Regions from separate parts of the Homo sapiens genome. Here region 2 is linked to region 1. A link is a loop called in an ENCODE intact Hi-C map of the cell type or tissue named here. Cell type or tissue: endothelial cell of umbilical vein. All regions are shown on one strand. Links, peaks and the distances in the headings refer to the core of each region. The heading gives the core; the rest is flanking DNA.

The links. Peaks named below come from ENCODE experiments on the same cell type or tissue, not always from the same donor. Only the 100,000 strongest peaks of a DNase experiment are listed, where the experiment ranks them.
Region 2: it touches region 1 in a loop (4-fold over the local background); 2 of 110 quality-filtered maps call a loop at or near these places.

The regions. Positions count from the first base shown.
Region 1 is chr3:69,424,214-69,427,139 of GRCh38, reverse strand. It overlaps a transcript of FRMD4B not described here. Among named protein-coding and RNA genes, the nearest start is that of FRMD4B, 40 kb to the right of the region's middle. In endothelial cell of umbilical vein, for the core only: a CTCF peak has its summit at 1,683; a DNase peak (open chromatin) is centred at 1,719.
Region 2 is chr3:69,947,296-69,950,221 of GRCh38, reverse strand. It overlaps MITF (melanocyte inducing transcription factor), which reads right to left. Exons shown (of 10, transcript NM_001354604.2): 6 at 1,054-1,171. Among named protein-coding and RNA genes, the nearest start is that of SAMMSON, 51 kb to the left of the region's middle. In endothelial cell of umbilical vein, for the core only: a CTCF peak has its summit at 1,752 (motif pointing right); a DNase peak (open chromatin) is centred at 1,781.

The DNA.
Region 1 (2,926 bases), core at 299-2,798:
CAAATTTACCACCAGAGGTCAGTTTTCCCCTCCTTTTATATTCTGACTAAACACTGACAAAACTTAATTTTCTCTCAGCACACCTGAGACAGGCTGACATTTTTCAAGTAGACTTTGCTTAAAACTTTTAAGGGATGAGTGAAAGAAATAAAAAAATAAGAATCCCTATAAATAGTCACATTTCCAAAATCTATGAGGCTGAGCCAAAGAAATAGCAAATCTACCAAGCTCTGTTGTACCAGTATGGAGAACAAATTCTCAGCCATATTGCTTGGCTCTTTTTCCCTCCTGTTTCTCAGCCAAGTGGCCTTTCTGTCATCTCAGCCCCTAAGCGCATCTGTGGGCTTATCTTATTACATCTGAGGATAAATCCCATAGACCCTGTGTTTTCACGGTTAAAATTATTTTCTGATTTAAATATCCTGGGTCTGCAGTGTGATCTTTCCTCTCAGTCCTAGCTGGCAGCTCTGAGATAGCTCTGTGGTAATGAACAAATATGGCACTCCTGTGAATCTTCTAGTCCTAAGAAAAGCAACTATGCAGTTAATATGCTCCCCTCCTTTCCTCTGCCAGGACAGACATTATTAATCAACACAGCACCCTTTCTTTGTAGAACTCAGAACGGGTCTCACAATACTTCCTGAAACAGGGCTCCAGGCAGGCATTACCAATAGGTTGGTATTAACGTGAGAAAACTCTAAGGCTAAGTCGTAAATTCCTTCCACTTCTGGACTATTCTCTGTTGACTGTCTTTTGAATGTTAATCTCCGTAATCCTTTACCCAACACACACACATGCACACACACACACACACACACGCTTTTAAAAGTTTGTTTCAAATCCACAATAATGAAAACCTATTCATTACAGCCCCAGCATTTCCTTATTCATACCTTATCCTTAGCAAACTATATGGGTGCAACACCTGATTTAAAGAGAAGGGCTGTTACATCCCAGCATATGCCAGAAGCTCCACACTTAGCCCATTCTGTTGTTTAACTTTGGATTCCTATTGATAACATGGCATATGCCCTGTTTTAAAATTAGCACTTGCTTAGAGTTGCCTTTGTGTGAGGTATTTAGGAAATGGCCTGTGTTCTTGATCAATCTTTAGCAAAAGCTGTGGTATTAAAGCTATTAAAAGGCCTAACCTGTTATGGTAGACTTTGAAACTAATTATCACCTGACGGTTCATTTCTTTTTAATGCTGAAAGCTTATTTTAGCATTAAAGAATAAGAGGGTAATATAGTGTAGTCATTAAGCATACGCTCTGGAGTTAGATGAGGTTCAACTCTTGGCTCCCCCACTTACTTGGGCTTTGGGATCTTTGGAGAGTTACTAATTAATCCTTTTAAGTCTTCTGAAAAAAAAGATAAAAATAATACCTATCTTATTGTGGTGCTTTTATAAAACATTATTGTGCATCTACTTTGTACCAAGTGCAAAACATCACAGTGAGGATTGAATGAATTGGGAATTTACTTCACCTGGCATCAAGATGGAACTATTAATCTTTTAAAGCCCTTTTATGTTTCAGCTGAAGCCATCACGAAAGGTAGGGGCAAAAGAAGACATGCATGTTATTGAATTGCAGATCGATTAGAGATGAGATTTAGGTGGAGGCTGGCCAGCAGGGTCCATATTTAATTTCTCAGTTGTGCATTGGAAGTGAACTTTCCCCCATGGGCAGTAGGGTGTGCTGTGTGAACAGGATAACTACTTCTAGCACTAGTTTCAGGTGAGAGTGTCTCTCTTCACTTTTGGGGAGTGTGTTCGTGAACTAATGAGCAGCAAGTTCCACTTTGCTGTTAGTTCTCTAGCTTCTGTTTCTTGTGAACTTTAACTCCATGCACGTTTCTTATGGCAATAGAATTGATTAACATTTACTGCATGTCCTTTCTGGCCAATGCAGTGTTGAAATGAATTTACTGTGTAAGAAGGAGGTGACGCTAATACACTGGATATTGTTAAGAAGGCATCATGGAAATACTATATAAATTAACTACTGATAAGAGATAATAACACCATGAAAAACCATGGAAGAGATGAAAGCCTTTTAAAACACTAATAGCACATCACCTACCTTCCTATTTGCCTAAGTCACTGTCTGGCTGCAGAGAAGTAAGCAGAGGTAAAGTACATAAAAGCAGAGGGTTGCGGGTAGGTAGAAATAAAAGGCTGTTATAGTTCAAGTCCTAATTACCAAAGGCTAAAGATAAGGTCAACAGCACCTGTGATTTTTCTATATTACATCTATATAACTTGTTATTTAGAATCTTACATTCATTATTTTAGCTTTGCCTCTTGAAATCAGCTTCAGAATTACCTTCCTAAGCAAATTTTAAATTCATCTTTGAATTTTTAAAGAAGTTGCTTTTTTATTTAAATCCCATATTGGGATTTAAGGTAGTCAACATATATCTTACCTCAATTCTTTTGTCTTATAAAAGTAATTCTGTTTCTGCCAATCTAATAGGAGAAAAAATATCTCATTTGTTTAATATTTATTTCCGACTATCAGTGAAGGATTTTTGTATATTTATTGGCTGTTTGTGTTTCTTATGAAAATTGCTTATTCCCATCCCTCTTTGTCTGTGGATTTGCTTCTTATATTAGTAAGCTAAGAGAGAAACCACTCAGAAGTGACAGACTAAGGCACATGTGCCTTAATAATACAATCCTGGCTGTGCTGTGGCTTTCACCTGTAATCCTATCTCTTTGGGAGGCCAAAGCGGGAAGATCGCTTGAGTCCAGGAGTTCGATGCTGCAGTGAGCCATGATCACACCACTGCACTCCAGCCTGGGTGACAGAGTGAGACCTTGTCCTTTTAGTGTCAGTATACAGTCAGTTCTCATTATTTGAGGTAGTTATATTCAGTAAAGGCATCATGAACACCAAATTAGCAAATACTGAAACATCACACC
Region 2 (2,926 bases), core at 310-2,809, 520 kb before region 1:
CTGAGCTCAAGCAATCTGCCTGCCTCAGCTTCCCAAAGTGCTGAGATTACAGGCGTGAGCTACTGTGCCTGCCCGACGATTCTTGCTTTTGTTGTTGTTGTTGTCTTGCAGTAATTTTCCTTTTTGGTAGGGTAGCTACTTGTGTTTTGGTTTTGGATGGTTTTTACTTATTAATTACTCTTTTCACTCAAATCCATGGTTTTTAAAAAACATCTTTCTCCTGCTTATTTTCTAAAAAAAATTTTTTTAAGACATCCTTGACTGGAACAGGAATTCTCTGTACCAAATCCATATTCCATATTCTCAGTCTGTTCATCCAATCCTGCAGGATGCAAGGATCAAATAATAAAAAGAGGGGTGTGGTAAGGGCCATAAAATTCACCATGGTAGAATGCCAGTTCTAATATAGTTTCCGCCATGTTTTAATGACCAAATAAATGCCTTCCCTAAAGCATTAAGCAAAGTAGAGAAATAAGTAATTTCACACTTGCCTCAAGAACAAATAATATCCATTGCTCCATTTTATAATTTTTTCCCCTCTGTGTAATAAATCTTTTGCACACAATACAGCAAAAGACAACAGGAGGCATCTGAAGATGTGAGAAATATATTCTTATGCTATCCCAATTGTGGGCTTGAATGTGTGTCAAAGGAAAATTCAGATCTGGGTTCTCAAATGCAAATGCCTCTAGGGGCTTGTTAGAAACATACATATCAGGTAGGGTGGAGACAGTTACAGCTGAAAGAGTTGCCTACTATCCCCAACACAAAGGGGACCTTCACCACACACACAGTGATTGGTGACATGCAGTAATGGTGGCCCCGATTCCCAGTATCTCAGGAGATTTTCAAGGATCTCCTTGAAAAAAAACAGAATTTTCAAGTATAAATTCTCCGTCTTAAAATATTGCATAATGTTTTAACCACTGCAGAGACCTATAAAAGTTACGTCCATGAGTTGGATATAGTTTGCACATCACTATATCAATAACTTTGTCTTATCAGGAAATGGACAGAAATCTGCAGTAAGAGGCACATTTACTAGGTGTTTACCTGTGAGCTCCCTTTTTATGTTGGGAAGGTTGGCTGGACAGGAGTTGCTGATGGTGAGGCCTGGTGGGGGCAGACCTTGGTTTCCATAAAGATCAATCAAGTTTCCCGAGACAGGCAACTAGAGAGAGACAAACAGTAACAGAAATTAACTGTTGAACAATTCCCATGTTTTTTCAGATAAAACCTATATCCTACTCTAGGATTTATTTAAGAAAAATTATTTGATACAAAAAATCATTTTTAAAATAGGAAAATATGAGATGTTTACTTTTTCATTCACAGGTATTAAAAGAGAGGTACAGGATCTCCTCAACCAGTTCCCTTTGAGGCAGGAAAGTACAGTCTCACACCCATAAAATGACTACTCTAACTAGCCAGTCAGTTTATTTTGAGCATGGAGGCAATGAATAATGTGGTGAATGCATTATCTAGTACAACTAGTAGCAAACAGTGGGTGTTCAGGAAATGTTGGCTATTATTGTAAAACAGGATTGTATATAAAATGACCTTTTCACCAAATAGGACTTTCCATTAAAGTTAATTTTGTTCCTTCCTTCTCGTATCCACCTCTTCTTCTCACTTTTTCTTTTACAAGGAAAAGCAATGAAAGTTTTTTTTTTTTTAATTGGAAATGATTTCCTTATTGCTAGAGAGAAAAAGCGTTTCCTTGAAATTGAAATTTTCCACAAAGCCACAAGAGGGAGCCCACAGACTTTAAAAGAGAGCAAAAATTTACACTTTCAAGAGAATAATAATAAAAAAAAAAAGTAAAAGAAATATTTAGCCTTCCCCAAGCTAGCGTCAGAGTTTTTCCTCTAGTTCTGAATGGGCTGTTTTAAAGCAGCGAGTCCTCCTTTGGTTGTGTATGTGCATTTCTTGGTAACTAGCTGGTTGCAGCAGTTTATAGGCCTGTTTTTGTAGAAAAGGCCCAAGTTGATCTCCCTTCCCATGCCCTGAAATACAGTTTGAAATAGTAACTATGGAGAAATCGTTGACTGACCTCACTCCTTCCACTGCAGACACGTACCATTACTAGATTGATTCAAACAATTTCTATAACCATGATTACTGGGTAAGACTTTAAGTCGTTTAGCCCTCCCATTTCTTGATTACACATGGAATTGTATTCTACATCTGAGAAAAGTACATTCAGAAAGCATTTAGGTGTGATTAAAGTGTTTAGTGACTGAGAAGTATCTAGTAAAAACTGTATTCAACAGAGTACCTTGCATCCTCTCCAATGACCACTAACATACAGATGAAAATATACCACAAAATACAAGTCGAATGTGCTTCCCCTCATTGATAACCATTGCATCTATTTCTGTGATAGCCTCTAAACATATACTCTATGAATTAAACCCCTAGCTAAAGAGATTTGGGTGGGAGGCAATGGACATGGAATAAGATACTTCTTGATGGGTGAATCAGACACTGGCTCGAACAGAATTGGGGTAGGCAGGGAGGACAGACAGACCAGCAGAATACAACTCCCTCTTTTGCTCCTTTTTGAAAGCAGCGTTTATAGTATATGCATAAAACCTAATACACATACCCCCATACACAGGCACAAAAATAGACATCGTGGTCATTTAAAATGCCCTTGTATGGTATTTCAAGGCCCTCTAACTAAGGAATTGATAAAAAGTGACTTTGATTATTAGCTGTCATTTCACTAAGTGGTTTTAGTTGAAATAGGTTACCTTCTCAGGGTCAACCTTGCTCTGTGTGTGTTTAGTTTTATTCTTGTCCAATTTAACGCAAAGTGAAAGGCACTCACATGTTTCAAAACAGCCCTGTAAAGTACCAGAAAGACTAAACTTATACAGCTGCCATGATGTCTGGTAACTCCTTGGATTCCAAAGCTTTATTC